Regions from separate parts of the Mus musculus genome. Here regions 1 and 2 are each linked to region 3. A link is a loop called in an ENCODE intact Hi-C map of the cell type or tissue named here. Cell type or tissue: left cerebral cortex. All regions are shown on one strand. Each heading gives the region's core, and the rest is flanking DNA. Links, peaks and the distances in the headings are about the cores only. Region 1 has its middle 90 kb from the start of Cavin2. Region 2 holds the start of Tmeff2 (transmembrane protein with EGF-like and two follistatin-like domains 2). Region 3 holds the start of 9330175M20Rik (RIKEN cDNA 9330175M20 gene).

Region 1 (10,942 bases), core at 2,835-7,834, 130 kb before region 3:
CCAAACTGCAGAGACACAATGTTTGATTCTTGTTGGTCTGCTTTGCTTCTTTCAAGTCAAGGGCTTTCTATTCTCTTACCTTGCTTCCTCCCTAGGTCTAGCTGCTTCCTATTCTGCCCAGGACTGTGACACCCTTCCTTTAAAATGCTGGAATTGACCTTGAATGTTCCATTCTTTGATCCTTCATGGAGCTGTTCCTTCACAGTACCAAATGCCTTAAAAGTTCAAACTTAAAGAGTGGTCTGACTCAAAGGAACGCTGCTGGATTTGAGAGTAAATAGACAAATCAAAACCCTTCCCCTGTGACAGTCAGGACCCTTCGCTGAGCTTGGGAGTAATGCAATGAGCTGTCCTGTCCTGGTTTCATTTCTGTGACTATGAAGAAATATCTGACAAGCAGCAACTGAGGACATTATAATTCCATGTTATGGCCCAGCATTTTAGGAGCATCAAGGCAAGAACTCAAGCAGCCGGTCATATCACATCAACAGTCAGCAACAAACAAAAAGCAAGGGTATCTTGCTTGGTTGCTAGACTGCGCATACTCAGGTAACATTCTTCATTCTTAGAGAGTTCAGGCCCCAACCCATGAAGTGGTGCTGCCTGGATTCTGCCATGATTTTCTCACCCCAGTCAACAATCAAAGCAACTGACTGAAGACATTTGAAAAATCCAACTCAACCTAAGTAGTTCTCCATTAGCACTCTACACAAGTAATTTTAGGGATGTGACAAGTCACTGACTTAGTTTTACTAGTCATCGTGGAGAATTTTAAGAAACTGTTACCACAGCTTATGGATTGCAGTAATGTATTATACACACAAAAAAATTACAATTTGTGAATAGAGATAAACTAGAGAACAGCAAGCATTTACTCCTGCTCATCTTTTTAAGAGACGGGAATTTTTTGGGTCACTCTATGAATGTTCTTTCACTTATTTCTTGTAGTGAGTCTCTAATATATCTTATAACAATATCAGTTTCATGATAATATAACTAGAAATTTACAAATAACTTACCCAGTGTCAGAACTGGAAGAGGGCAATGTTAACATGAGAATCCAAGTCAACCCCAAATCGATTTTTTTACACCGTGTTGTCATCCTTGCCTGGGAAGACAAGTACATCTCTCACCTACCTGTAGAGCAGGTGAGGGTTTATCTGAGTGCTACTGCAGTTGCTCTGACGGTTTTCATGTTTCCTGTGGAAGCCATCCTGTCTAACATACATTGCTCCTGGCTCTTTTGTTTCTACCTTTCCTCTCTCTCCTCCTGCCCATTCCCCCATCAGAATAATCTTAGCAATACAATGTCTCTTTCTAGCTAAAGTACAGGTGCCAAGAGCAAGAGTTGAACAAGATAATTTTAGACATCAAAAGTGAGAGAATCCCAGAATTTATCTTGTTCACATTCATATTTACCTTTTTTTTTCATGTCTCTAACATTACTTCAAGAAGTGTCCACCCTCCTAAGATCTAGAAGTCTGTCTTGTTATAACCCAGTTGGTAATGTTTGATAAATGAATGAGTGAGTGAATGAATGAATGAATGAATGAAACTGAAGTCATTCTTGAACTTCTACCAAAGATGCTGGATAAATTGCTCTATACATATGATACCACCCTCCAATAGCACATAGCAACAGAAACTGAAGGTGTGTTCATTTTGAAAGTTAGTCCTCAAAAAAGATGCCCTAAAGGTCACACTGATTCTACAGAGTCTTTAAGGGGGAGAGTAGTTAGCATTCTTTTTCCTTTCCTTTTCCTTTATTCTGATCTTGCATCAGGCTGACTTAGCTTCCAGGTGGCTCCCTGATGGGGCAAAGGGTATGAAGCTGGTGTGCTATAAATTATAGTGATTACAACATGACAGCAAGCCCCCAGCTGAGGCCTGGAACTCCCTGCTAGGAGAGCACTCAAGGACATTCAGTCTCCTGAAGGTTTAGGAACTCAAACGGCTTTGCCTACTCCCAGAGCTTTTTAACTTCTATAATTCTGACACTTGTTGGATGCATTTTATCTCCCAATCCGTTTAATTAGGAGACATCAGATTAAAAATGATCTAATGCTTCTGAAAGGCACTTGAACTCCAAGACACACTTACAAAACTGTGATCTTTCCTTGTCTCTCATTCCATCCCTCCAGCACCCATGATGGACAGTGTGAAGAAACGGGGTCTTGTGAAACACCAGTGGCCAAAGAAAGAAAAAAGGACAGTGCAGTAGAGCTCACGCAGGAAGCAGTGTGGCCGGTGTCAGACACAACCCTTTCCAATAGCCAGGATGAGAATGTGTATGCCTTTATTTCCCATCAGCATCTCTTGCTTCTGGGTTTTTCTTTTGTAAAAAGAAAGAACAGCTGTTTAACTGGCTCTGAGATCAGAAATAGCAAAAGGTGGACTGGGTATAGGCTAAAACTGAAGCATACATGAAGTTAGGCAGCGAGAAGCGAGAAGGGAGAAGGCATAGCACACACTAGAGTCTCTCGTGGTCCAGATTCTGTCAATACCCATCCATTTTCAAGGATACAGTTTTTTTTGTTGTTTTTTGTTTTTTGTTTGTTTTTCGAGACAGGGTTTTTTTGTGCAGCTCTGGCTGTCCTGGAACTCACTTTGTAGGCCAGGCTGGCCTCGAACTCAGAAATCCGCCTGCCTCTGCATCCCAAGTGCTATTAAAAAAAAAAAAAAAAAAAAAAAAAAAAAAAAAAAAAACCTTGGCCACCGAAGATCAGTAATTCCAAAGCTACCAAGGTAAGAGCTATAAAATTGATCCTTTCCATGGGGACAGCCACAAATGAACTGTTTTCTGAATAAATTCTCTCAGCAATAGCAAGCAGGGAGGCCACTCAGGACAGCCCGCAACGCTGGATCTCACCTTCCAAGCTTTTTGGGACAGGAAGAGGAGTTTAGAGAGAGAGATGGGGGAAAGCTATTTGCAAAGTAGTGTTTATTATACTATACCACAATGCTTTAAATTTTCAGATAAAAAGAGCCTGCTTGGCTAATGATCAATAGATATGACTAGGAAGATCAAATGGATTGGAGGCAGCCCTGTAAGGTCAGATGAATGGAGCAATTTCTACAGCATCTTTGGTAGAAGTCCAAGAATGACTTCAGTTTCATTCATCCATCCATTCATTCACTCACTCATTCATTCATCAAATAGGTCAGATCAGATGTATTGGAGGCAGCCCTATAAGATACTAGCAGAGACTAAACAGGTTTTAACTGCAGATATTGCTATTATGTGTTTGTATGTTTATTATTAAAATTTCATTACTCTTTTCTTCCTTGGTTTAAGAAAAGTAAAGTAGACATCCCATGGGATTTGACTTTGTTTTGTTTGTCATCTCCATTGAGCCCATTCAAATCTGTCTTGGGTCCATTGAACTCCAGGAAGAGGCTGTGAGAATGGAAATATATTAAAAGCAACACCCTTATCTAACTATAAAGGGCTTTTCCAACTCTATGTCCTTCCACATTGCGTACATGGGACCCTAGCATGGAGTTAGCTGTGTACTTTCAATTTCTGGATAGAAATTGTTATACAAATGAGCTGTAAGATCTCTGATACCCAGCAACTTAGTCTACTAGTGGGTGGTTCAAATCTCAGAATAAATAATTTTAATAAATTGTGGAAATCCATCTTATCATTCTCTTTTAGTTAATGTTTTGAAGCTTGGGTAAAAGGAAATGAGTAAGAGTCACTGGGATTGGCAGGACAAGCACCATCTTGGTAAAATGGTTATTCTGTAGGCCATTTGAGAAGTTTTGCCCAAGCAGTGGGATACCCTGAGATATTATGGCCAAGGCATGCTGAAATTGTATCAGCAGAGCATTCTGGTAGTAAAAGAGAGTTCTGGGTGGAACATAATTTGCCTTGTGTTGCCTGGTGTTTCATAGTTAGTGGCATATTCTTTTGACTTTCTTGTCATAATCTAGTCTAAGAAACAAAGAGACCAAAACCTTGTACGATAGTGACCAAAAGCTTACCAACGAGCAGGCATTACTGGGTGCTTTGGATCGTGTTTACACTTCCTGAGAGAATTGTTCACTCTATAAGTGACTCATATAACAAACAAATTCCAGGTTTACCTCTCAATCTTTGAATCTCCAAATGGTACAAATCTTCTGAATCAAGACTACCTGCTGCCTCGTGTCTCATTAAAGGGCCTGCAGCCTTCAGCAGGATGAGACTTACTGACCATCATCATGTGCTCTTGATGCACATGAGCTCTTGAAAGAGGAGAAAAGAAAGAAAACAAAGAATCCACCCTAAGGAGTCCTGTAACCAGAAACAGTTGTAGTAATACCTGTATCTTCAGGGTGGGTAAAGAAACCTCCCTGCCTTGTGAATGTCTTGATTTTATTCCATAGCTTAGATATAATTTAGAATGAAAAGGAGCAATGTAATTAACATTATGGAGTGTGTGTGTGTGTGTGTGTGTGTGTGTGCTTACAGTCTCGAGTGTGTGTATGTCAATGACCCATCAGGCCATGCAGCTGTTAAAATGCTTGGTTGGTTCACGTTTCTATGAATGCCTCTTGAAAGTCAATTTAAACTCCCAAATTTGAAGAACTGCAAAGCTAAAACAACAAACGAAGTCCAGTGTGTGACTTCAATAGGAGTAGATAAAAAATTTCAAGAAGGTTATGTCAGATTTTAACTTCCCTATCATTATTAATTTAATTTCCAGTCATTATGATAATACCAAGCATTTAGAATGCATTTGGTGTTTATGTAAATGAAATTACTCCTCAAAATTACAATTTCAAATTAATATGCTATTAAAAATGTCACCCCAAAGTGCTTTTATTATTTTGCCAGTGAAATAAACATTCCCTGTTTCTTTTTATAAGTGAAATTTCAGCATTAAAAAAAACCTTCCTTAGATTTTTGAAAAGTGTGTTGTTTCTGTTTAAGAATTCTCCTTATGCTACATTAGTGCCATGTTCTTTGACAGCATAAAATATGCAAATATCGCCTTTTAATGGTGATTTTTCATTTTGTTGCTGTCGTTTAACTCAGAAACAAGTGACGCTGTTGCAGCTTATCACTTACAGCAGTGAAGGCACCAAATTCATGTTTATGTTCAGAACAGAGCAGTTGACACAGAAACAAATACGTTTAAAATGCCATCTGTGCCACACTGGCTTCTTCCTCAAAGGATAATAGAGCTGTTGAAACTCAACCTTGGAGAGATGCTTGGAATTGTGGGGCAGAGAAGACATGCCATGTCGCAGAACACATGAGCAACAAGGTTTGCTCCATTTGGACAGTGGTCACAGAAAAGACAGAAAGGGAAAAAGGGAGAGAGCATAGGTGAAAACCACAGCTTCCTAGGAATCTCCACATGTGCACCAAGAGCTGCCACCCTGCTTTTTGCACTTCACCTCCCAGACTGCCCATATGGCTCCCTGCCTCACTGCCCACCGCTCCTTGCTACCTCTCCATGTTACACATCGCTCCATCTGTTGCTGGTATCCAACCTGATGCTCAGGAACCCTCTGAATGCTGTATGCTGAATTACGTGGGAGTGGCAACTTTTGTGGCTGTTGGAGCTGATAGAAGCAGGCAGCTGGGTGGGAGGAACGTTGGATGGCAGAGCTTTGCTGCAGCTACATCCATCCTCCGTGCCTAGCAAGGCTGGCTCTCGGGTAGGAGCTGATGTCTGATCTGGAGAGATGCTAGAACATATAATGTAGGAAGCTTTCTACCATTCTGTACCAGTGAGAATGTGAAGCGGGAAGGTCCATTAATGGGTCATTGGGTAGAGTATCATACTGAATGAGATTTTTTTCTCTTAGCTTGCCTGAGGTAAATGATGCTAGGCAATTCTCCTGGTGCGGAGATCCTCACGTTCAAACTCCGTAGGTAGGAAAATGAGGTTTCTTTGTGGTCTCTCCCACACAAACATTCTAATGTAGTTAATCAGCATTCATAGACCCTTTGGCAGGCAATGATAATCATTATAATACTTAACATTAATTGCACACCTGTTCACTGTGCATGTGACTGCTGTTAGCTGCTATATGTGCTTGCTCTGCTGAACAACTTCCCCCATTGCCCTCAAAACCACTCCCTGCAATCCACACCCTGGCCCAAGGCCTCCCTGTGGTTTGGGAGGTGGACAACTCTGGACTTTCTCTTTAGCTCTTAAGTGGGCTCAGCTTACATGTAATTTACCTCAAGTATGGTGATGGGAGAGAAGAAAAACAAAAACAAAAACAAAAACAAAAAAAAAAACAAAAACAAAACAAAATAAAACAAAAAAACAAGCACAGGCATTATTCTAACCCTGCCCTGTCATAGCAGGTTGGCTGTGTCCTATCAAAACATCTGACCAATGACATATTTCACTGATCTCCCTTGTCGCTAGATATGGTAACTCGTCTCCACCTCAGTCCAGAAACATGTCAATATTGTTTGTAAAAACTGGGGCCATACATGAGTTCTTCTGAGAAAAGTCACTGAGCATTATCACAAGCCAGTGATATGAAATAGTTCATGAAACAAGAATTGAGACCTCTTAATAGCCACACAGTTAGCTTGAACGTTGATCCTTCTCCTATTGACCCTTTAGATAACTGCAGTCCCAACCAGTAAATTCACCATCACCTGTGACAAACATTAAGCTAGAACCTCCCAAGTAAGTAATTTGAATTCTTGACCCATAAAAATTACGATATAATCAATATTCGTTGTTTTTACCAAATAGGTTTTAGAATAATATACTAAATGACAACAGGGAACTTACACAGGACTGGACTCTGACATTTATTGTAGAGGAATAGAATCTTAAGGATGAATTCTCTGCGTGGGTTCTGAGCTCTATGAGTCTTATAAGAAAGCTGGGCGGTGGAAATAATCAACACCTACTTGGTTCCAGACACATGCTGACTCATTGACAGCCTGCTCTGTAGCATAGCAGTAGCTGGGTCATGCAGCTATCTGACTCCTAACCAGCTATATAAATTATATAAAGAAATCTTTTACATGGATCATGCCAATGAATAAGGTTAAATTCCTTCAATTTCAAAAATTTAAGAAAGATGTTAGTGAAAAAGTTATGAAAGAAAGAGAGTCAAGTGCAAGAAGTGGATGAATGTCTCTAACTCTACCAGAAATCAAATGAAGGCCACCAATTTCCTTCCTACAGTCTGCTGTTCTTATATGACACAGTCTTCAAAGAAATCCAATCCATTAAGCTTAAGCTAGCTCTCCTCTTGTTGAACAATCAGGTGGAAGAAGGTAGTGTCACATAGTGAAAAATATAGTTTTCAAAGGAAACAGCAGGCCACTAGCCCAGCCACTGTGCTTTCCTTAATGGACTCCATATTTTTACCTCTGATTTTTCCTAATGACCAGTGCCATGGCATCCTATCAAGAAATCAGGGCTCATTCGTTAATCAAAAGTACCTAGATCTGCTAACACACTAATATGGTTCATAGTGCAGACCTAGTGTGCTCCGAGGTCCTTTGCATCCCTACTATGTCACATATGAGAATGACATGATAATTAGGGCTGCTCCTTTATTATGATTACTTATGACCCTGAAAGTTGAGCTAATCACATAGGTACTTTTACTTTTTTGCTTTTACTTGAGCATATTGACGGTCACCACACTCTGCCCATGCAACACACATGGTTCATAGACTTTCCTCTCATGAAAAAGGCTACCCGGGAGTGTTTTCTGACACTGAAGAGGAAATGCAACTTTCCCTTTGATAAAAGTCTCATCCTTTTATAATGAGAATTTGTATACATAGTGCGTGGCTGCCAGATAAGAAGTTATGACCTCCTAGTAGCATTCATATTAAAGAACAGAAGATAAAGACCAGTTACAATGGTGAAGAAGCCTTAAACAAGCCTTGGCAAGGAGTCGATGCTTTGTAATTCAGGGATTATGAGACACAAACGGGAAGCCTGCATTTGTTTAAATGTGTTCGGCAGCCTCCTGAAGTTGTGCTAAAAGAGTATGCACTGTTATTATCCTTTGCTTCACATTTGATAAATACCTCAGAAGCGTTTTAAATTATAAAATAAAAAGTCTGGGGATTTAGTTCAGTTGGCAGTGCGTTTATGAGGCTTTGAGTGCCATCCTCAACACTGGAAAGAAAGAACAAAAGGAAGGAAGGAACGAGTGAAGAGAGGAAGGAAGGGAGGGAGGGAGGAAGGAAGGCAGGAAGGCAGAAAGAAAGGAAAGCTGGCAATTGAAGCCATATACAGAAGAAGTTTTGAATGCATGAAAATTATCTGAGACAGTTGTTCACCCTGGTTCCATATTTTCAGATTCAGTTGGTCTGAATTCCCACAAGAAGAATGGAAATTTAAATGTTTAATAAGCTCCCCAGGTGATTCTGAAAAAGGACACTTGCCTGTCACCAGTGCAATATCCTTGTAGAAAACAACTGAAGCCTGTTCAGAATCTAAACCAGCCAGGTCTAGCTGAAGAGACACAGATCCTCCTAACTTGTATGAACCCGCTCACATTGCCAAGTCATTGTGGTACCCAAAAGGATTTACTTCTGACCTGTGGCTTAGAGTGAGGGGAAAAGGTCAGTCAACTGAAAGTTCAAACAAGCAACGGGCACTCTGAGAAGGCTAACAGGTCAGCTTAAGCATGAGAACTCCTCAGCTTGGGTGTCTAGGGATCTTTAAAATACAGAGTAGAAAGGTCAGAACCAGCCAAGGGGTAGGAGGGGGAGTTCTAAATGCTCGTAAATGAAGCAGTAGAATATTTTGTTTGAACAAACAGTCACCACTTAAAACACGTTCAATCGTGGCCCATAATAGCAAGTTGATTCCAATGCTACAAATTTGGTAGCTCTGAGGATGCTGTTATCAAACAATTTCCCTGAAGATCTGCAGCCCTTTACCAACCCTGTGTGTCAGGCACAATTGAACCTTCGCCACTGAATACTTTCTGTTATTCTACACCTACAAGTACAGGTGCTTAACATTAAAGACGGAAAATTAAAATCCAACAGTTAATTCAGTTAACCTGCTTTACTCACAAACACCCTGAAAATGAGGAGCTTTCGATGTCTGTGTAGGTTTCAAAGATGGATGGCAGAGAATACCAAAACAAAACAAAACAAAACAACAAAACAAAACAAAAAAATATCTTGTTATAGTGAATGTTCAGTGTGGGTTCAACTGGCCAAGGTTGCTGGCCAATGGAAAGGGATGCTTGTACAAAAACAGAAAAGTAAAGACAAGCCTTGTATATACATGATCAGGCACAGGGGGTGGGGCCAAAGGCTTAACCTCAAGGAACGAGAGTAATGGAATAAATATGAAGCTTTCTTTGCTCTAACTTATTTTAAAAGCAATAGCAGAAAGAGGAGGAAAAATGGAGGCATCGTAGAGTCAGAAATTGAAGTTGTAAGGGATTCAAAAAGATAACAAGACAAAAAAGCAACACCTACGCTGGTCCAAGGATTGGACATAAGAATCGCGTGGGCTTTCTGCTGTTCTGACAACCTTTCCCCACCCTAGTCCTCTGCAGTACTGGCTTCATATGGTCCAGCACTGGTTTTGAAGGCAAATTCATTAGATTCTACAAGGAAGACTGAATGCAGCTCTCTCAGGATGCACTGACCCTCTGCAGCCATTTCTGTACGTATTCACGGAAGCTGGATCCCTAGGTGGAAGTGGCTCTCCCTGCAGGTGTTGATCATCTCTCCTTCTGGTCTTCCTACCGCATTTTATCAAATTAGGTCTTAGTACACCATCTTATTGGATCTAGCAGATTAGCGCTTCCTAGGAGATGTTATGCTGATTACTGTGTGTCTCTTACATGAGACACAAGTTACACAAAAAATACCCCATACTCCAGTGGTGGGTGGTGTCATGTTTGAAAAGGAAACACTAACTGGAGAAAATCCCAAGAAATATACGTTTCTAACCAGAGCAGCAACATCTGGCCACATTTGTCTCTGAATTTTTTTTGTCCTAAGCATCTCTGCGCTGTGCCAGAAAAAAAAATGGCTATAAAAGTAAGAAAAGAGAAAAAAAAAAAAACTTCAAGTTACCCAGGGCAGACATCAACCCCTAAAACAGAGAGGAACAGAATCTTGTCCTTCTAAACTTTAGTAGAATGTTGTTCTATTTATTCAAATCAAGCATAAAGAAATTAGATAAAACACTCTAGGGAACAACTGAATTTTGCTGTCTGCAGTTTAAATAGAAAAGAAGTCAGGTAACAATACAAGTAACAAAATGATACTATCGATGAACAGCTCATCTATTACAGAAAAGCAACAAATAAGGATACTTATGTGCAAAGTATGAGGTGAAAGAAGCTAATGAATGAGCAACTACAGTATCCTCAGAACTCCATCTGTGAACTAGAGATAAAATTTTCACATCACTTGTCCTGAGTCCCTAAGCGTGTGCACACAAATTCCTGTAAGAAGAGCAGTCAAGTCAAGGGCTTCTACCAAAACCAAGAAGAATTCTTAGTAAAATCATTAATCCCCACTTCCACCCTCTTTTGGATATGCCCACCTTACCCCAACAAATGCGGCTTCTGAAACCAGTGGAAGAATAAACAAAAATATGGGCACTAACCAGTGAAGAGTTTTACACTTACTCAAGCCATGAACTGTGAGTTCGTTCAAGTTAAAGTAACTTCTCAACCCTTATAATTTTCTCATTCTTTAAGGAGTTCCTATTAAGTTTTAAATGCTTCCGAGATTAAAAGGGTATATTAATGTTATTAGAGATCTGAGATAAAATACCATGCCTTGCAGGGTATCTTTGCATTTAATGAAAACATTTTCATCATGTTTCTAGTCTATTATGCCAGATATTCATTTCAGACGTTGTAAGATAATCTTATTTTAATTAGAAGAGATATAGCAAGTATATTAGAGTAATACAGTTAAATATATTCATCAACTTCTTGTCAGTTAAAATGCCTCCTCCAGAGTTTGCTCTGC
Region 2 (10,942 bases), core at 4,028-9,027, 410 kb before region 3:
CATATTTAAAAGCCTTAACTAGAAAAAAAGCCACTTATTTGCTTCTCCAACGTGGATATGTGGATACTGAAGAAAGGTTCACTCTCTCCAAGACAGGGTTCAGCCAAAACATGATATTAAAACACCAGGAGAATTTCTTAAGTGCATGCCAATATTAACTCAGAGTTTCCAAGAGCTGGGTGGAACTGTTAATCAATCTATTTTAATTCCCTAGACAGTTATGATGTAAAGTCATGACTGAGGCCCAGTGACCTAAGACTAAACTATTCCCCCAGTACTAAAATTACAAAGCTAAATTTTAAGTATCAAAAATAACTAACAATACAAGAATTGAAGTTTAGGGAAAATTAAACGTTATGAAGTTGTTTGTAAATCACCTATTGAAACTTACACAGTGTTAACCAACTGTATAAAATAGGGAAAATAGCAAATACAACTACTTTTGTTTTGTGTTAAAAGTCAGTAAGAAATGAAGACAGCTTCTGGGACATGCCGGTAGAATTTGATCTACAAACACAGCTCCATTAGATTTATCATAAGATGAAATTTTAATATGTGCTTTTCATGTTCCTGTTATAGAAATATAATTCCTATCTGAAGTAGACTGGAAATTAAATCACAAGATGTTAATATTGTACTCCTCTTTAATTGCTAGTGATCAATGTGCTTTGTACAGTATCATTCAGCCATAATCACTTCTGCTTGTATATAGAAAATAATATATCTGTACATTCATTCACAGATTCAGCTGTTCACCTACGTGTGTATGAATTCCCCTAATTCATTAAAGGTTTCCCTTACTCTCTAGAACATTCTTAGGAGGCATTATTACCTACATTTTGCAAATAAGAAGACTGCCTATATATATATATATATATATATATATATATATATATATATATATACATATATATATATATGTATATATATATATATATATAGTTACTAAGTTAGACGTATTAGCCACTTAATAAATTCTTGATGAACATGCACAAAACAGGTCTCATAGCTTCTCAGTGCACGGAGTTTAAGTCTCTGTTAACTTTTCTACCAAAACAGTGTGAAAACCTAGTGAGTGAACTTCTTTTACTCACGCTTAGGTGTATGTAGTACCTTAGTTCGAAAGCAAATATGAACACAGAATACAGAATCAAACTCCAAATTTTCTGATTTGAAAATTCTCCTGGTGAGATATGGAACTTATACTCACCCCCTCATCACATAACCATCTCTTTTTAATACAGGAAGCAATTACAGAAAACTATAAGCAATCAAAATGCAGAGTTGTGGTGCTCAGTCGCAATGGATACATTTACAAAGCAACTCCATCATCTAAGGCTCAGGCAACATGGCAGTAGAGGGGAGTGAAAGACTGTAAGACCCACAGGACCAGGGAGCTTTCTGTGAGACCATTTCCTAAAATTGCCAGCAGCTATACCCATTATACTCATCATCTTGAGCTGAACAAGAATAACCATAGACATTCCAAAGTGGATGAGAGCTGGACAGTGGTGGCACAAGACTTTAATCCCAGCACTTGGAAGGCAGAGGCAGGCAGATTTATGAGTTCTAGGTCAGCCTGGTAAACCAAGTGAGTTCTGGACAGCCAGGACTATACAGAGAAACCCTGTCTCAAAAAATCAAAACAAAGCAAAACAAGCAAACAAACAAACAAACCAAAAAACCAAAATGGATGAGGAAAAGGTGGGAGACCTCAGCCTTATACAAAGAACCACAGGCACATAAGGAATTCTGAAATAAGTAAGACAAATAGTCCTTTCCAGAGAATAGCACACAAAATGATAAGCTAATATCATCTGGTCAGTCCTACAAACATACATCCAAGTAACATTATACAGACAGAATACTATATATACTACATACAGTATATATATATATACACACATATAATATATAGTACACATATACACATATATAGTGCTTCCTAGTGTGTCAAACATTTTAACCACACAGAAAGAATCATACTGTTATTTAATTACGAAAACCCCTCTAATGAGACAGAAGTGTCCACTATTCTTGTTTTGTGGACAAATTGTATCAAGTATGTTGGAATTCAGCAATGATATCTCACTTCAGAAAATTGTCTTGGGTATATAAAAACAATTAATTTAAAAAGAGATCATGCATTTGAAAGAGAAAAGAGAGTATATGGCAGGGTTTAGAAGGAAAAGGAGGAAATAGAAATGATGTAATTATATTATAGTCTTAAAAGTAAAAGACATGTATTTTTAAGACTTTCCTGGACTAGTGTTATTGTTCATAGGGTAAAATGCTTAGTACCAAACCTGATGACCTGAGTTTGATCTATGGAACTCCAGTGGTCCATAAAAGGAGAAACTTGATTCTCACGTTTCCTCTGATCTCCATATATATGCTGTTAGATACACATGCATGCACACAAAATAAATTTTAAATGTTAAAAACTATCTCAATTAATAATATGATCAACACATATGCAATCACTGGATCTCATTGTTTTTGGTTGAGAATTACTGCATGTGGCTGTGTTCTGTGAACCAAGGAAAGAACTGATAGATATTCTTCACAGGAAGAACCTGTATAATCTATCTCAAAGGAACAGTAATATGAAAAAAGAATAGGAGGTCTTGTGTTCTGATGTTAGAATTTTTGTTAAGTTCTAAAATGCTTCATGCAACTTGTTCACAAAACACTGGTTGTTACTTCTGTGTCTAGGGGTACTATAGGAATTAAATGACAGTGTGTTTCTTTCTGTTTGTTAAATGTCTAATACATTAGGAGGCACAACCTGCTTCATGCCTCTCCTGAACAATAAAAAAAATTTTAGAGGCAGAGAAAATCAAATCCCTCATTGCTAAAATGTCTTATTTTTCCCAAGCTCATTTATCTTCAGCATTACTTTTTCTAGAACAATTCCTCTTCCTCCTCCTCCTCCTCTTTCTCCTTGTACCAATTTTCCTAAGCCTTAAGTAATTTCACAGGTCATAATGATATCCTTTCTTTTGGTGTTGTCCTTGATGTTGTGGAGTTGATCAAATTCAAGGCCTCCTGCATGTGAGGTAAATCCTCTACAACCAAGCTCTACCCCTCAGTCTTGCCTCAATTTTTTTAAAAGTTATCTTTTATATGTATGCATACGTGTAACAATAACTAAAGACACATGGTAATGAATTTGTCAGGAATGCCTGGGAACAGTTGGAGGGAGGAAAGAGGGGAAGTGCAGTAATGACTTCATAACTTCAAAATCATAAAAATCATTCAAATGAAATGCAAATCTATGTACATTCATGAAACTGACAACAAAACATTATTACATTTTAAACATAGTTTTATGCAAAAACAAAAAATACAATCTGCAATTTCTTTAAGACATGACAACCTCTCTCTGTCCTAGACTATTTTTTCCATAACTAAAATATTCTAGCTCAGGAACATTGAAAGCTAGTATTATTCACTAATTTAAATAGGAACTTTGAACACCCATGGCATGGGTTCAATCAAATTATTACTTATCATATAATATATAATATGAGGCACGATTCATAGGCATATTTGAAAGTTAAGTGTAGTAAAGAAACTGCTTTGAGCTTGCTGGGAAAGAGTCGAAGAGCTAGTACAATTTTATGATAAGGCAATGTCAGTGCCTGTCTATTTCCTCAATACCTAATGAAGAACTAAATAATATGCATATTTTTATTTACATATTGAACAATGCAGTGCTCCCTTCAGTAAATGATGTTCTTCTGCCACTTGGTGGTGCCTGCCAGTTGCAAAATTCCGTTTCTTGGTGGCACTGTAACACTAAATGTATCCTGAGCGGGACAGAATCACAGCATCTCCAACTGAAAGGCTTTGGTTCCAACTCCTCAATAATTTAAAGAACCTCTGTGCAGGTAACTGTGTTTGCTACCCATCGCAGCCAGTCATTAACTCATTTGGCAGTTTAAGTTACTGTGGGCAAAGTGTCTGAAGAATACAAATTCTTACAAAGCACACCAAAATTTTACTAAGCAGAGAATTCAGTAACATTTTTCCTTGTAATTCTAGGTTACAGTCAAACCCTGCAACCCTAGCGCTGGTTTATGATCATAATCGCTGCAAAAACACATTGTCTGAGGGACTTTGCCATAACTGCAGAGGGGCTCATATTCAAAAGCCTGATTAGTTGCTGATCGCTGATCCACGCTTTGGTATGGAAAATTCCAAATCCTCATTCGGTACTGTGTGGCTGATGCAGCTAGATCTGCATTAAGCTTGAATGTATGTCGCAGACTCCACTGAAAGGCATCTCTGTTTCTTTGTTTTTGCGATATCTTTGGCAGCTCCATCTTCTGGGCATTCCTTTACCTTCAACAATTCAGTTGCTCCATCTAAAAGCCGATTTTTCTGATGCCTCCAATGTCTGGTCAAATTGATCTGTGTTAATGGAGTCTTCGCTGGTGAGAGATGCCATTGACTGGAACGCTGAGATCTGCGGCTGCTTATTTGCCAGGGGCAAGAGACACCAAGATTCAGAAATCTTGAGAGGTGGGCGGGGGAGGGGGAAAGGTAGTCTTGGGAGGGAGGCGGGATGTAAGATAAAGGGAAGGGTTTCACATAGAGGAAGAAAGAGAGAGGTGGCTTTGAGGCTCAGAGGTGCTGCAGGATCACGTCTCACAGAGGCGAAGTTAAAAAGCAAGGGAGTGGGGAGAGGTTGGAGGGTACAGGACTTAAAGGGACTGCTTTGGCACAGTTTGTTTTCTGGTGGTGTCTGCGGAGGATAGATAGATAGTCCGCCTTTCAAAGTCTATTGGTGCCGCTTTTAAGTGGTTGGTTAAGCTCGTTAATTGCTTGTTAGATGCTATCAAACAATGCTCTTAGTCAAGATTCAGGAGGTTATGGGAGGGCGATACAAGGAAATTTAAAGAAAGAGAAAGGGGAAAGCTTTTGAAAGAAAGGAAGAAGGAGAGAAGGAGAAAGGAAAGAGAAATAGAGCAGGAGTATATATGTATAATGTGAATGAAAAAATACCATAAATAACTGAATGATACAAACGCAAAAGGAAACCTCTTTGGTGCAAGGCACCAAGAACCCTGTGACTGCAGTAGTGACCTGAGTCGTAGGAGACAGACTCTTCTCTCCATCTATGTCCCAAAAAGCTCTGGGCCCTGAGAACTAACATGCCATTAAGCTAAAGAGTGTGTCTAACTGCGTGGAGTGCAGCAGAAGGAAGGCTGATATCTCTCTGCTGTTTCTGCTGGGGCTAAGGAGAACCAAGCGGAGGTAGTGACTCCTGCCGGGCTAGGCTCCCTTGCCTCTCCCAGGTAGCTGGGGATCCACAGACAAGGTGTAAAACGCCCAAGTCTAACGCCCAATCACTCCAAGCTCTCCTCCGGGATGCCGCTTCTCTGTGGATTCGCCCTGTAACCCATTCTCAGCTTGGATTCAGAGAAGTCTCTCGCTGCTCCTCCGGCCTCCTGTCCAGACCAAAATTGACCTTCCAACAACATTTTGTTGAACCTTTTAGACAGCCCCACAAATAGGTTCCGGTCTGTACCTTACCAAAGAGCTCCAGGGAAAGAGAATCAAATCTAGCAGGCTGAGCTGCGGAGAGCCTGGAAGGGATAGGAGGCACAGGGAGAATGGGGAGAGCCAGCGAAACTGGCTGCTCCAGCCTGGCGAGCACTGTCGGGCTTGCTCGGGGAGCTAGCTGCTGCTGCTGCTTTAAGCCACCAGAGTCTTTTGGCTCTCGCACTGCCGCCTCTTGCCCTCTTTTCTCTGCCACCGCCTAGAGAAGCATCCTAATGCTTCTTAAGCTACCAGGACATGCCCAGCCTGGATCTCTTTCCCGGACCGGCGGCGCCAACGGGACGCCCTCTGCTCCCTACCCGCTTCCCCTATTGCCCTGTGGCTGCGGGTCCTCCACCTACTCCGCCCCCACCACATCCAGCTGGAAGACAAGGCCACCCAGCCGCAGCGGGTGCTGTCAGCCCGGGGTCACGCACAGAAGAGAGGCGCGAGCCTGGACCTCGCACACAGTAGGGGGCGTCATGGAGCAGAGAAGCCAGGCAAGTGGGAGAAAGAACGTGGGAGTAGCCGCCCTGAAGCCTGAGCTTCTCCCAGGAGCCATCCCGCCTAGACCCACTCGGGTTAGAGCCTAGAGAACTAGCCCATCTGTGGCATCAGTGGCCGCCTCCTCCTTGCACCTCCTCACCGACCCCTCCCTCCCGGGACCTGCATCGCGCTCCGCCAATCAGAGTCCGACTGCCGCTTCCCACGTGACCCCGGGCGGGCTAAGGACCTGCTGCTTCCCAAACGCCAGAGGGATGCGGGCGGCAGAGCGCGAGAGGCGGCGGCTGGGCTGCGGGGCGCTGTGACTGTCCCTCCACCCAGTCTGGTCGCGCTCTTCTCTTCGGCCGATTGGCCGCCTCCTCTCCGCACCCTGGTTTCTGTCTCCTGCTCCTCCTTTGCCCCGACCCTGTTCCTTATGGCAGCAGCTCCTTGCATCGGGGGCGCAGCTTCTCAGCGGACTATCCTCTCACTCCGCAGGCTGAGCCCGGTCACTGGATGTTGCTGAAACTCCGGAGATCATGCTCTCCTTTGGTCGCAGTATCACCGCCGGCTGTCCCTGCCGCCGCCCCCTCCTCTGCTGCCGCGGTCCGCGGGATGCTCAGTAGCCCGCTGCGTGGCCCCTGCGATCCCGTGTTCTTCAGAAGCCTTTGGTTGCTGCAGAGTTGCGCGAAGTAGTCATGGTGCTGTGGGAGTCCCCGCGGCAGTGCAGCAGCTGGACACTTTGCGAGGGCTTCTGCTGGCTGCTGCTGCTGCCCGTGACGCTGCTTATCATAGCCCGCCCGGTAAAACTCGCTGCTTTCCCTACCTCCTTAAGTGACTGCCAAACGCCCACCGGCTGGAACTGCTCCGGTAAGTCCAGACCCTCAGCCCTCTACTTCACTTCTCCAAGCGCGGAACCCGCACAGACCTGTCTACTCTCATATGTCTGCCCAGCCACTGCCTGAAACCCAGAACTTCCCACCTCAATCCTGAGAAACATTGAGAACTGCTTCAGCTAAGGCTGGGCGTGCTGGGATAGGAACAAAGTACAGGTGTGGGGAACCATAGATGTTTGCCCCTTTCAAATCGGAGGATTTAGAGAAATACTACAGAGGTAGTTCTCCATCCTGGGGGAAAACACTAACGCAGAACATTTCCCATCATTAAAAAAAATAAAAATAAAAATAAAAGAGTCTAGCCTGGATGTGCGAAAAATAACTTTATGAGAAAGAACAATCAAGAAAGCAATAAATCAAATGATGACTGCAGGGAAACTGTTAAGGCTGCCGAAAATGCTTCTGAATGCAGGGGTTTTCTAGTCAGCACTGGGCCACAGATAATTCTAAGGAGGCAAGTTTCCAGGAACGGAGTCTCTCTCTCTCTCTCTCTCTCTCTCTCTCTCTCTCTCTCTCTCTCTCTCTCTCTCTCTCTCTCTTCCTCCTCTCCTCTCCTCTCCTCCCCTCCCCTCCCCTCCCCTGCCCTCCCTTCTCCTCTCCTCTCCTCCCCTCTCCTCTTCCTCCCCCTTTTCTTTCTCTTTTCTCCTCTAGCTTGTTCTGTCTATACCTCCCTAGCTCTCTCTTTTGCTCTCTCTAGCGCTCCCTCTCCCTCCCTTTTCTTCTCTCCTTTCACCCCCACCCCCACTCTCTTCTCTCTTCCTTTGGCTGCAAATGCCATTGACTTTGAAAGACATTGATTTTGTAGCCAAAGTATGCCCATCCAAGTTCTTATGTGGAGGACAGAAGTTGAGAAAGAAGCAAACATAGATCCCCGCCCCCTCCCCCACGCCAGAATGGGCATGCCCCAAGGCTGATAGACTCTCTTCTGAGAGCACAGTGACCCTACCATGGCAGGTCCCAACCCCTTCACTTCTGCACTGGGTTTCATTGTCAGGCAGTCCTCTTGCTCATTCAGTCTCTGTCAGAATACTGAAGCTTGACACCTGCATGCTATTGAAGCCTCTAATTGAAAGGGGCCCAAAGATCGAAGTTACTGCACTCTTACTGGCTGGTTTTACATTTCAGTATCAGAGTGTCTAGTTTACCTGAAGAATCATAGTGTAATTTCTTTGGCATTTTAAACTCTATAAGCACACATGGTCATTGTCTCCATGGTCTAATCTGGTCTTGTTTTAGCAAGTGTGTTTATAACATTTCATTTTAGTTAAGTAAAATCTTCTCACAATTAAATCCGACTTTGAATAAGATAGCCTTTGGAGATGTGTAAGTGAAAGGAAGTGTGTGTAACTTTTGAGAGGATGTGATTATTAAATATAACTTATAGGTAGAGGCATGTACAGTTCTAAGAGATGACTAATACAACTCTTGAGGTCAATTAATTAATGTGCACCACTCCAGTTTAACCTTGGCTAAGACAAGTTGAAATGTACAGTCATATTAGATTTGGGTCAGTAGACTGACTTGGTTCTTCTTTTGGTAATTTCTAAATTTGGCATTTTATGAAACACAACATGTCTCTAACTTATTCTTAGTTCCTTCATTCATGTATGCTATTTTAAAAAGAATAAATTCCACTTGGGAACAGAACATCCTTAAAATTTGATCATAACTAATGTTCAACATGACTAGCTTGTTTCCTAACTAATATTGGTATTAGGAATACCTAGCTTGAATATAACATTGACAATGAGGAAATGTGTTATAAACCAGATCTCTCAAAGCTGTGTTCACTAACTAAAAATGAAGAACTGTATTTCTGGAAGGTTGTGAAGAGCTTGGCAGCCCCCACCCATCCCTGTTAACTTGAAGGTGATCAATCTTCCTTTGAGTCAGAAAGACCTTCACAGAAAACACCAAGTCTGTTTATCTTTATTATTGAGGTTTTGCTTCCTCTTTGTCTGGAAAAAAAACTGTAAGTAAGGGTCATTTCATATCTTAAAGCGAAGAACAATTAAAGGCAGAAATATTAAAATGGCAACTACAAACCATCACCAAATCTTTTCCTAAATATTGAGTTTGGGTCACTGATATACCCTACTTAGTGAGGAAAAAAATTAAAAAGAAAGCAGAGAAGCAAATGTCAAACTTTCACTCACACAGTCACTATTAGTCTAAGCTAAATTTAAGAAAGCATGCTCAAAAGGTGATACTGAGGGAGACTTTATTAGGAAACAGTTGTAAATGTATGGACTATTATTGATCACTTTTGAGGTTATTAGTAGAAGGCACACTTGTGGCTGTTGGAATTAAATTTTAAGAAAATTCTGTTTGTGCTACAAACTAGAATTCTCTTTATACATTATAACATTTTAAAGTGACTGGAGCATTCTTTTTCAACTTGAGGTTACGATGACAGAGAAAATGATCTCTTCCTGTGTGACACCAACACCTGTAAATTTGACGGGGAATGTTTAAGGATTGGAGACACTGTGACTTGCGTCTGTCAGTTCAAGGTAAGATATCTGATATTTGCATCTTCAATTCATTAAAGAGGCTGCAAGGCAGTGAGCTTCTTGTACAACTCATCATTTGGCAAGTTATAACTGTACAGACTCAAAAGGAGGCTAGCATCAAACAAAAGTACTGGCAAGAGAGCAAGCTGATGTCAAGGTGACATATAACTTTTCGGGACCTGTGACTGACCTAGTCAAAAATGCCACTGATGTTGGATAAGCTTCAGTTTCTACTTTCTAGATATGGACGGAAAGTGTGCCTTCCTGAAGCACTGGTGTGTACATTTTATAGGTCAACTGACTGAGGATAATTGTCAAAATAGTCAGTGGATAGCAGATATGGATTTGTACTTTTGTTCTTCACAAGTTGTCATTATTATTATTTATTATATTGTCGTTTGTTTTAATGGGCTTTGGTTTTCTTATCCTGTCAAGAGGATGCAATTTTATGTTAACTTCTATAAGGTCACTCCTAAACTACTGTGCCAGTTTGGAAATCATGAACCTTGTTGTATACATTAAAGATTTTGAGACTAGCACATTAAACAACTACAGAGTCTCCTAGGAATTCATATGAGCACATAGAGCCTCATGTTGAATCGTAAGCAGAACGGTGGACATTGTCATCTGTCAGAGAGGTTTTCAACAGTTAGAAAGAAAAGTATATTTTTACAAAGAAGTTATCATCAAAGTTGTTAAAATGAATTTAAAATAATGCTTCCATTGTTGTTATTACAATCATTATTTATCCCATTTGCCACTATGAAAATTACTGGAGTCTGCTTCTTTTCAAAATATTCATATAATAATATATAGCCTCAAATAACTTGGATGTTGAACTAGTACCGTGGACTCACACTTGATTATTATTGAATTACATTTAACACCAAACATTTACATCTAATTTAAGCTGATGCAAGAAATATGCATATAAATAAAACTATGAACAAGATCAAAGGCACTTCCAAAATTATAAAAGCATGAGTTGTTGAAAACTAGAAACACAAAGTCATATTTTGACTTACTGTACCATATTGAATATTGACTTAATGGTGAATACATAGGACTTAACCCTACATCTTGGTGAGGCAGATAAGAAAACTCACCTTTAAATATGGGTTGAGATACTTTTAGAGAAGATAAAAGCTCCTTGTGCATTTTTTCCTCCTTTTTGAGAAACAGAGCAAGATTATTGGTAGCTTAAAGTGGCCAAAGACATTGCCATGGCTTTAGCGATCCATCAGTGCAGATCACATACATGTGGCATCTACTTTCAGGGTCTCCCCCACAGTGAGGGAAGAGCTACGTGAAGGAGATGGAACATGAGAATTTTCAATTTATAATTTTTATAATTGATAACTAAAGAGGATGGAAAACCAACTGGAGAAATCACGCCCATGGAATTTCATACCTTTTCTTTTTCTTTTTAAGTTTGTGATTCCTGAGAATTTCTCTTATTTTTGTAGCCAGGGATAGGTACAGCAAGTAAACTTGTAATTAGCA
Region 3 (10,942 bases), core at 2,399-7,398:
TTGCTTATTGGTTTCTTATTTTAACCAAGAAATAAGCATTGATTTATCATTCCTATTCTGATGCTATATTTTGTACAGGATCTATTTAATGAATATTTAGGTAACACTCCCTACTTTTTAAGTAGTAGTATTGCTTTAGCACTGTGTGTCTCATAAAGAAGTTTATCAATAAGCACAATTTCTCCTACCAGCCATGCTTCTAACACAGCTTCCAGTTGTAAATACTTATACATCTCTTCAATATTGGGCAACTAAAGAATCTAGAGAAGGGATATTACTCCTAATTTAGCTGGTGGGAATTCAAAAACTTGTAGAAAGTGACTGGCTCCAGTTAAAAGATTTTAAAGCAGCTTTGTGAGCCTGGTTCATCTCCTACCTTTGCCAACACTTTCCAAGTGACTAGAAAACAACATCAGAGATATGGAGAAGGTCCAGTGGTTACAAGCACTTCTGTACTCTTGACTAAGTACTGAGTTCAAATACCCAGTACTAGTATAAAAAAGATGACCATGGCATTCATGTTCTTATAATTCCGGATTTGGGCACATAGACGGGTAGATCCTGAGAGCTCTTTGGCTAGCAGAATAGCAGGTGAACAGAAAGGGCAACTTTCCAATCCAGTGAGAGACCCTGTCTCAAGAGATTAAGGCAGAGAGCAATAGATTAGGAACCCAACGTTCTACTCTGGACCATGTATATGTGCATATAGACACATATACCCTTACACACAGATCACATATCACACATACAAAACAGTATAACTCAGTATCTTGTTTTTACAAATATAAATCATTAATATCTACATGCTTTTATGTTGCATGTAGTTTTTGCTACTCCTCTTTAAGCTCCAGGCAGATCACGTTACTAGCCCCATCAGGCTCCCTCTGATCCGTGGATGAAAGACACACACACACACACACACACACACACACACACACACACTAGCTTATTGTTCACCCTACCTTATTGGCTCAGTTGCTGGGCTCTTCTAAGCTTTCCTCTTGCTATCTCAACCCTTCTTTCACTCCCAGCTTAGCACCCTAGATCTACCCTCAACTTTAGTTTCTCAACTTACCTTCTCCTAGCCCAGCAACCCAAAACTGTCCTCCGCTTTGTTGCATTTCTAATCTCCCGCCTGAGGAAGCAAGTGGCCTATGGCTGCTCCACCAGAGATCTCACGTGGCCGATCACCTTTTTGGGTGCACGATAGCCAAGGAAGGCTTAGAAGAGCCCAGCAATTGAGCCAATACAAAATCTTTATTGATCGATCAAGAACCAATTTCGGAACAGGACCTTAGCATCAGAACCACCCACTGTACTCAATCACTGCCCTACCAAATATAGAAAGAACACCGACATGGAGAAGAAAGGAACTAGCTTGTTTTGGTGCTTAGTACAGGATCATACAGCAGTCTGTGCTGTCCTATAAATGTAGGCACTCTCTTCACCAGCTGAGAATTCCAGTCTCATAATGGCCACTCAAGAAATGCTTATGGGATGAAGAGCCTGGAGCTCTCAAAGTGATGGAGATGACATCAGTCCTACCCTGGAGGGACGTGCAATTGAAAACTTCTGACACTAACCCAGACAAAAATTGACAGGCTATCCAGATAATGCACCAAGAACTTTGAGCAATCAAATGAGTTCGTAGTCTGATTTCTTTAAAACATCACTTATATTGTAATCACAGACTGCTCAATTCCCAGCCATCCTGTGAGTAACCTGAGTTACTATTAAAACAAAGTCACAATACATTTTGAGAACAGCCTTCAGCAATGTAAATATGAAGCCATTTTGAGCGGAGATGAGTCAAATGTTTTTATGGAACCATTAGAAGGCATTTGTGAGTGAATCGCGCATAAGAATTTCCTCTCAATTCTTTTGAAAGGTAAGTAAAATCTAAAATCAGCAGCTAAACTAGTCTCCACTTGGACACAGATTTAATTATTCTGGCTAGCTCTGAGGAGATCTAATGATTCTAATGGATTCTTAAACTGCCCTAAGTGGTTCTCCACACTTGGCTGTGTCCACATCCACAATAGACTGAATTATCTCCATATGGAGAAGCAGCTACACTGGGGTCAACAGGCAGTCTGACAAAACTGCTCCTGGATGGGCCACAGTCTCCCTCAGCAGCAGAGGTTACTACCTAATCTACCTGCCCTTCCCTGTCTGTTAACTCCCAGCAATGTCTAGTTCTCCTCCACTGCAGTCCCAGTGTGCCTTTGTGTGCAAACCTACTACTGTGCACTGTCTGAAAGCCTTCTAGTCAGTTCTCCTGGGATTGCTCCCCAGTCTGCAACCCAGTGAAAAGAGGACAGAAATGAGCTTGTAAATGCGTTCTGGAGAGGTCTGACTAAATATTTGGTTAAAGGTGGTCTCAGGAGGAATATTTGTTCATGAGGCAGACATGAACATTTCCGCCAAGGATCAATAGCAGGCCCATTTGAATTGTGCTCAGTGTCCAAGGCGTTTCTGTGCACTTACCTCAGTGTGTACACGGTCTCCGCTAATAAATACCTGAGGCCGCCTGCCTTGTAAGATGCTGCTGACACTCCTGCTGTTATCCTCACCTGACAGCCTAACGGACCAGTGCATTAGCATCCTTCCTTTGTACCCTGTATCCAGGCAAAGACATCCAAGCAGAGCAGTCCTAAGTGTGCTTTTCCTCTGTGCCTTTAACTGCACAATTTGGATGGAGCTCTGAAGCCCAGGCTTGGAAAAAAATCAGCCCCTCTCTGTTGGCTAAATCCCCGAGGAAAGTCTCCTGATTTTGTCTTCCAGTATCTCAAACCTCTGCATATCCAACCGTTGGAAACCTCGAAGCCTCTGTATATTGAATCTTCTGCCTGGTACGTTTGCAGATACGCCAGTCTGTCTGCATAAATCTTACAGTTTCTGCCTTTCTCTGTCCCACCTGTCCAGGACCACAGAGCAGTGTTACAGCAAACATTGTCTTTAAAGTCAGAGTACCACAAAGAGGGAGGGGCACAAACATCCTCCTTTTGTTTCCAATTTGGCCTTTAGTAGGAAAAGCCATCAACCTTTAAGCTTCGGGTCATATAGAAAGAGTACAAGCAATACATTCGTGTTGAATGAGTGCCATAAAAATTAAAATTGGGGCTGGAGAGATGGCCCAGTCAAGAAAGTATGTACCTGCCAAATAAGTATAAGGAGCTGAATTCAGATTCTCCAGCACCCATGTGAAACAGTAGGGTCCAGCAGCAGCATCCATTAGTAATCCCAGTACTGGGGAGGCAGATGCAGTCCTAGGGATTTCTGGCCAGCTAGTTTAGTCAAAAGAATGAGTCCTAGAGTCAGTGAGAGGCCTGTTTCAAAAAATAAGGTGAAGTAATTGAGAAAGACATCTGAAAAAAAAAAAGACATAAAGAGATCTATACACACACGCACACACACACATTAGGAAGAGACCTAACTCATATTGGGCATGCTGTAGGGTAGCCATTCTTATTTATTCTAATAAGGACCATCTAGTTCTAGAAGCTGGGGTTAAAGCATTCTTATTTAAAAGAAAATTCTCCAGTAATTCTAGGTTTACTTAGAGACACAGGGTTAAGAACAATTGCATAGGGACTGAACGTTTAGGAGGTGGGGTGGCAGGAGACGAGTGAGTCACAGATTGCTTAAAAAGCCAAAGTAGCCCTTATGCAGAGAACAGATGACTTTGGAGGGAGCTTGAACCCACACTTACTCTGTTCACCCAGCATTTCAGGAGCAGCCGGGTCTTTTCACAGCCTCTGGGCTTTGTCCCTGCCTCTGCACACCCACGGACAGTGTGCTGGCTGGCAACAGATTTACAACAGTGGGCTGCTGTCTGTCGGAAATCTTTGACTGGGGCAAGCTGGAATATGACCCCTTTCTCCTTCAAGTTTATCATCAATCAATGGTGCTCTGCCAACTCTATCAAGAGGATCCTAATCTCTTTTGCCCTTACGCTTCAAGAAAAGATTAGGCAGCAATCAAGAGCTTCTTGCCGGTAGGTTCACAAGGACTTTTCACACAAGGGCAAACACCCAGTAGGCTCCCAGAAAGCATCCCACTCAAGGGAGAGTAAATAGGTGATTGGATGCGGGTGCTTTTTGTCCCTGCGAAAGAAGACAACTTCCTGTGTATCATCAAAGATATTCGTGCCCTAGAATCTCTACTTTCTCCTGTGTTTGAATATAACGCTATAAGATAATGTTGGGATTCATGCAGCCCCGCTTTACTCCATTGATAGTAAGTCAGGACCATACCTAAACGAGTGGCTGAGCCTGGGTAAATGTCAAGGCAGTCACTTTTCAGACGGAGCTGTGGGCTTCGTGGCGTGCTTGTCCTTCTGTACCGTTCCTGATCACCTCCGGGAGTGGCCACCAAACGGAGCTCACAGTCACTGCCCCACATTTCATTGTTTCCCATGTGCCTTTAAGGAATCACTCTTGATCTCAGTCATAAAATTGGAAAGCCACACAACTGACAAGATGATCCCCCCAAGGCAGCTGAAATATGGGGTAGATTGAAACCGACAGTTAATTTGTAGCAGTAAAAAATAATGATATCATCATAAAACAAGTTTAAGATTAGACGAGGCTCAAACACTGTGCGCCCACAGGATATATAGATGGGTATTGTCGAGCTTAAATAACAAAGCAAAACAAAACTGAACCTCCCGGCTTCACTGGGCGAACCCTGTGTGCTCTTTTATGGTACACTACCGCCATCTGCTGGCTGGAACCAATAAAAGTCTAGCAGTCTCCTAAATCCTGGAATATTCCACTGTGCAGAGCCTGCTGTTAATTGCTATACACACGGAAACATATTTTTAACCTCCCAATATCAGTAAAATGATACAAATAAATCAGAGCTCCCTAGAATAACAAACAAATGAAAGAACCTAAGAGGCTAAAGACTGCCAAAGCGCCCCCCCCCCATCTGCCTGCCTCCAAGCTGCCCTTGCTTCAGGAGTACATCCCTAGCACATTGCCTTGTTAGCCCTGAGCTCCCTACACGCATTTTGCTTCCGCCTTCCTCCTCTCCAGATGCCTTCTCTCCCAGGCATCCTACAACCAGCACTTCAGTGATAGGCAAAGCAGCAGCTCTCAGCTAAAAACAGCCTCCTCCTGCAGATCTTAGGGAGGAAAACCACAGGCACTTGTCTTGTTCAGGGAAAGCAAAGCCCCAGTTGCATTAAGTGAGAAAAGGAACCGTAGGCTTTCAGAACCCTCTGAGCAGCGTTTTGCATGTTTTCCTCGGGGTTTACCTTACATTATGTCTGGATGCTCTAACGTGGCAACAAGTGTTCTTAAGAGGCAGAAAGGATAGAGGCTTTATAAGCAAATAAAATCTAGCCACTATAAAACCCTCCCCATTTTATAGTGTGTGCTCAATCTTACCACTTTAGACTTTCTGTTACTGTCACCACAGGCCTCGGGATACCAAACTCTCCGGGAATAAAGGAGCCCTTACTTAGCACATCTTCCTTCTTCAACATGACTTGTGGGTTGTTTTTGTTTGCTCGTTCGTTTGTTCATTTGTTTTTATTTTTTTAATTGCCTACAATTTCATTTTCTCCAAGTTAGCACGTAGTCATTGTGTAATAGAACATTTTATAAAAAGGCTTTCGAATTTTTACTTATTTAGAGAGCTTTTTATGTCACTCACACCACCATGCCCACCATTAGACAACAATGGCCTTTAAGCAAAATGTCTTGGTTTTGCTTTGTTCCTCTGGGAGAGAAGTGGTAAGGCAGAGACAAGCTGCATGCTGCAGGTCTCTACAAGCTGTGGCAGTCATGAGTCCAGATAAACTGATGGGCCCCATGGACAGGATCACTCTCCCAGCTAGTTGCTGACTGTCCTAAATATTTGAAATGTTCAGAGAACTCTGTGTCCAGCCACCACCGCTGCCCATCACCCCTTCCACACTACAACCTCATAAGCTTACAAGTAAACACTGGATAACAGAGTCTTGAGTACAGTTTCCAAGGAAGTATGTTAATATGCTAATGCGTTTACAATCACCTTCTGTGTGTTTTTGACACTCAGTGTCATCAAAAGAGACAACATGAAATCACAGTAAAATAAAATATGAATTATCTCCGTTACCAAACAGCAAAGGGTTTCGGGAAAAAATAATACCATTTTGATCCTTGGACAAGAAAGTGTTGCTATGTACTATGTACATGGGCGCAGTCTGGATCAGCCCTTTCAGAGAAACCGTTTTAAAGTGCTCTGTAATTTCTGCACTCCAGCACTAGGCTAATGAACACCACGGTCGGCAGCTGATCTTGTCTCCTATATGAAAAGCTTTCCATATTCAATCATGGCCTCCCCAAACTTACCATCGTCCTTAACCCTGGACCCTGTAAGTGTCCTTACATGATACAAAGGACCTCTTGGATGAGTCTAGGTTTAAAGGACTTGAGATGGAATGATTTCTTATGGCCTTTCTGGATGTGATCACAAAAGTCCTCATAAGAGCAAAGCAGATACTTCAAAACCCTAAAATGTGATCAGACAACAGAGGTGGGAGAGATGCCCAGAAGCAAAGGAAATGCCCTAAGCCAAAGAATGCGGACAGCCTCTTCAGCAGCAGTCCTCAGCCTGTGGGACCTGACCCCCGGCTAGCCTCTATCTCCAAACGTAGTTACATTAAGATTCATAACCGTTCTGAAGTAGTAATGAAAATAATGTTATGGTGGGGGTCACCACAACATGAGGAACTGTATTAAAGGGTCGCAGCATTAGAAAGGATACGAACCACTGCCCTAGAGGCTAACGGGGGAAACAGACTACCTACAGTGTCTCCCAAAAGGCAATGGCTCTGAGCTACACCATGATTTTAGGCCTCCTCTTGTCCAAAATGAAAGATAAATTGGTGTTGTTTTAAGCTACTGATATATACTATTTTATTGATGTAGCAATAATACGTGGCTACACGAGCTATCAGGACACAGAGAATCAGAGTCTCTCCAATTTAGAGTCAGTAAAGGATCCAAAAGCTTACACTTGAGGCTCTGAATTTTGGAAGGTTTTGTTTGGTTTGGTTTGGTTTGGTTTAGATTTTAAACTAATGTTATTGTTTTTGAGGGTGATGTTTTTAAAATGTCTAGGTCATGATGTCATGTTTCATCAGGAGACAAGTCACTGCAGTTACACTATGGCCTCACAGCCCAGCCCTGTGTTTATCGTAGCAGCAGTGCCAAAGGAGGGCCGAGAAGTCTAAGATAAGAACAAAGAGGTCCAAGTTCCCCAACATCAGCCTGAATGGCGGTATCACTTGTTAACGTTACACTAACACTGATGGAAGCTGCCGTCTTTGTATCTACTAAGAGTAGATTTCGTGGGAAAGAGTTTTGTTTAAAGTTGCATCTAAAGTATATTTTGAAATACAAATTCTGATTGACCCAGGAAAGTAATAGACTATTCCCTTTGTTATTAGAAGATAAAATAACAATGATACAATGGTTGTTTCCTTGGGTCAAAATCAAGAAAAATGTGTACAGCAGATGTGGTCTGCTACCAAACTTCTGCCACCACTGCACGTGACTGTCAGAATGTTAATTATGCTGATTTTACACCTGAATTTTAAATGTGTATGTAGGTTTGGCTTTGAATTTATCTTATTACTCTGTTTCTACACAATGTTTCTACATGAAAACATAATAAAGTAATATATGAGCCCTTTAAAATGCATAGGAATTTGTTTCTCTTTTTTAGAAAGGGTCTGTGTATTTGCACAAGTCTTGAAATGTGGACTTATTTAATCATAGAACTCCTTTCTCGTGCAGTAGCATACCATTACAAATAATGTTTCAAGGGCTGGAAGAGGGCTCAATGGGTAAGAGTATTGCATGCGTTCTGAAAACACGGAGACCCTAAGTTCAAATTCCCAGCAATCATGCGAAAGCATAGTGTAGCTGCTCATAACCAGGAGTGGGTGTTGGAGGCAGGTGGACCCTGGACACTCCTTGGCCAAACAGCAACATGTTGAATGGCAAACCCTGTCTCAGGGAAGTAAGGCAGAAAGTTATAGAAAAGATAGCCAACGTCCTCTGGCAGTCACGACATGTATAACTGCACACTCATGTGCAACACACACACACACACACACACACACGAAAGACATAGCCTAGGAAAACATGTAATGAAGAGGTGAGATGATAATATGAGGATGAAGCTGAAGGTAGTTGCAACTTGTTAAAGAAAGACGCTGACAATGTCAATACATTGCTACATTGCTTTTCTTATGCTTTTTGACATTTCAAGCGCTCATAAAATGAATATTAACTTTACAGTGAGAAAATAGATCTCTGAGTAATAAATACGAGGTCAAAATGCTGTTTTCTCTTGGTACTAATTCCAGAGTATGTTTAAAATTCAGAATTACAAGTTTATTTCTTAGGCTCTGAAAAAACAACCTTTACGAACAGGCTAGGACATTGTGACCCACTGGTGGAACTCATCGTGCGTCCCCAGAACAACTGTAGGACAGCTAGGATGAGGTCATGTTCACACATCATCCATGTATGTATATATAGAACTTCCAGGAACCTGTCTCCTTACTGTTTGAATTGTTTAGTTATTGCTAAGTCATTTTTTTCTAGTAAGATGTTAGAAGTCACCTTTCCTCCCTGGACTGCCACATCATCTCATATTTCCAACAGGTAATGTTTAAGAGCCGTGATCTCAAAAACAAAAACAGTTAAAATTAAATGTCTGGATCAAGAGCTGCAGAGATGGCTCGCTGGTTAAGAGCACGTGCTCTTGCAGAGGACCTGAGTCCCATTCCCAATGCCCAAATGTTGTGGCTTCATAACCAACAAACTCCAATTCTGGGCTCTCCGGCGCCCCCTTCTGATTTCAATCACATACATGTGTGCTGCACATACATGTACTCGAGCAAAGCACTCATACACATAAAAGAAATAAATCTAAAACACAGGGAAGACCTAGATTCTTTCTCAAATGTTTAAGGTGAGATCTCGAATTTTTATTATAACTTCCAATTATTGTGAAGGATGTGTTGGCCAGCATCCTTTATGCCAGAACATACTTTAAAAATGCTAAGTCCTCAGAGCTGGGAGTCTCTTCTTTCATTAAATTTATAGAAACTGTCCATCAGTGGCCTAACTAGCGAAGCTTATCTTCACTGTCAAACCAATAACCAAATCAGATTTAATTTCTCACAGAGAATCTCTGGTCCTTTGTTTACTTTAGATAAACAGGTTAGCTATCATCACATACATCCTTACATAAAAATCAAAATTCACTGTTAGACTGAGAGGGAAAACATGATATGAAAATGAATTCAATAGGCTTCTGCAAATCTGCCTAGGCTTTCCCTGCCCTGGTTTCACAGGAGTCAGTTCCTCTGGAATCCCACCACTCTACAGTATAAGGTAAAAGAAGGGGAAGGGACTAAGAGTATGACTTTCTTACAAAGACTAGAAGTGAATGTGAAATGGACATAGCCCCATAGACAATCTCTGGCAGGGTAGTTCATGGGAAGCCTACACACTGTGTGAGTGCATTCATGCTCCTGCCTCAGCACACCAGACACTGTGTTGTTTACAAAACTCAGAAACAGTCATCATGTTTCTCAAAGCTGAGAGAAGTTCAAGGCCAAGGCTGCACTATGGTTATCTGGAGGCTGGATCTCTCAGAAGGGAGATGTAGTATATGCTCTCCGTAGAGCGAGCACAGCCACTTTCATGAGCACTGTGATTCACTGATGAGAAAGAACCTCTTGTGACCCCATCACTGGTACGGCACCAACTTTTAACACCCAGTCCGAATGCCGCTGTCTTGGAGGAGGAGAAGCACTAACACTATTACTACTCAGTGTGGCACTGAGGATGAAGCACTCAGCTCCCGTAAGGCTGTCAAAGGCACTGCTGCTTTAAATCCAATAAGATAAAGAAAAACATCCAGGGGCTGGTGAGATGGCTCAACAGGTAAGAGCACTGATTGCTCTTCTGAAGGTCCTGAGTTCAAATCCCAGCAACCACATGGTGGTTAACAACCACCCGTAATGAGATCTGACGCCCTCTCTGGTGCATCTGAAGACAGCTACAGTGTACTTATTTATAATAATAAATAAATCTTTGGGCCGGAGCAAGCAGGGCCGACAGGAGCAAGCGGAGTGAGTAGAGGTCCTAAATTCAATTCCCAACAACCAGATGAAGGCTCACAACTATTATTTGTACAGCTACATAAAATAAATAAATCTTTAAACAACAGAAGCAAAAACCATCCAAGCAAAGCTAGACATGGGCAAAGTCAGTGCACAAGTCTTGATAACAGAACCCAGACTATGAAACACTCAGGAACATATCAAATTCTTTAGTGAATTTGAAATATTTTCTCAGACAAGATCATGTTTTGAAGACAGATAATTTAGACAAGATACTCATAATCATGCAATCTGATGATTTTCCATAATAAGATGTCACTGAAATGTCCCTAATTTCAGTGATTTAAAAAAAAAATACTCCAAGATTTAGGTAATTATGGTTTTGGAAGACATATTAAGTTATTCAGCTATGAAATCCTCTTCTACTTCCCCATCTCCATCTGAGCTGGCTGGTTCTGGGTCAATTTGACCTAAGCTAAAGTGACTGGAGAAGAGGGAGCCTTGGTTAAGAAAATGCCGGGCGTGGTGGCACACGCTTTTAATCCCAGCACTTGGGAGGCAGAGGCAGGCGGATTTCTGAGTTTGAGACCAGCCTGCCTGGTCTACAAAGTGAGTTCCAGGACAGCCAGGGCTATACAGAGAAACCTTATCTCGAAAAACCATTAAAAAAAAAAAAGAAAAAAAAAAGAAAAAGAAGAGAAGAGAAAAAAGAAAAGAAGAGAAGAGAAGAGAAGAGAAAAGAAAAGACAAGAAAAGAAAAGAAAAGAAAAGAAAAGAAAAGAAAAGAAAAGAAAAGAAAAGAAAAGA

Evidence for each region. Peaks named below come from ENCODE experiments on the same cell type or tissue, not always from the same donor. Only the 100,000 strongest peaks of a DNase experiment are listed, where the experiment ranks them.
Region 1: it touches region 3 in a loop (3-fold over the local background); 3 of 42 quality-filtered maps call a loop at or near these places.
Region 2: it touches region 3 in a loop (9-fold over the local background); 6 of 42 quality-filtered maps call a loop at or near these places.

Annotation. Positions count from the first base shown.
Region 1 is chr1:51,194,117-51,205,058 of GRCm38, forward strand. No RefSeq gene overlaps it. Among named protein-coding and RNA genes, the nearest start is that of Cavin2, 90 kb to the right of the region's middle. In left cerebral cortex, for the core only: no CTCF peak of the experiment used is centred there; a DNase peak (open chromatin) is centred at 5,530; H3K27ac peaks cover 1,011 bases.
Region 2 is chr1:50,921,220-50,932,161 of GRCm38, forward strand. It overlaps Tmeff2 (transmembrane protein with EGF-like and two follistatin-like domains 2), which reads left to right and starts at 6,304. Exons shown (of 10, transcript NM_019790.4): 1 at 6,304-6,900; 2 at 9,330-9,439. The coding sequence starts at 6,729. In left cerebral cortex, for the core only: CTCF peaks have their summits at 6,022 (motif pointing right) and 6,236; DNase peaks (open chromatin) are centred at 4,041, 4,373, 5,185, 5,468 and 2 more places; H3K4me3 peaks cover 4,896 bases; H3K27ac peaks cover 3,334 bases.
Region 3 is chr1:51,329,428-51,340,369 of GRCm38, forward strand. 9330175M20Rik (RIKEN cDNA 9330175M20 gene) reads right to left here and starts at 4,352. Exons shown (of 5, transcript NR_045151.2): 1 at 4,257-4,352. In left cerebral cortex, for the core only: a CTCF peak has its summit at 4,725 (motif pointing left); DNase peaks (open chromatin) are centred at 3,218, 3,763, 4,703 and 5,068; H3K4me3 peaks cover 1,323 bases; H3K27ac peaks cover 2,517 bases.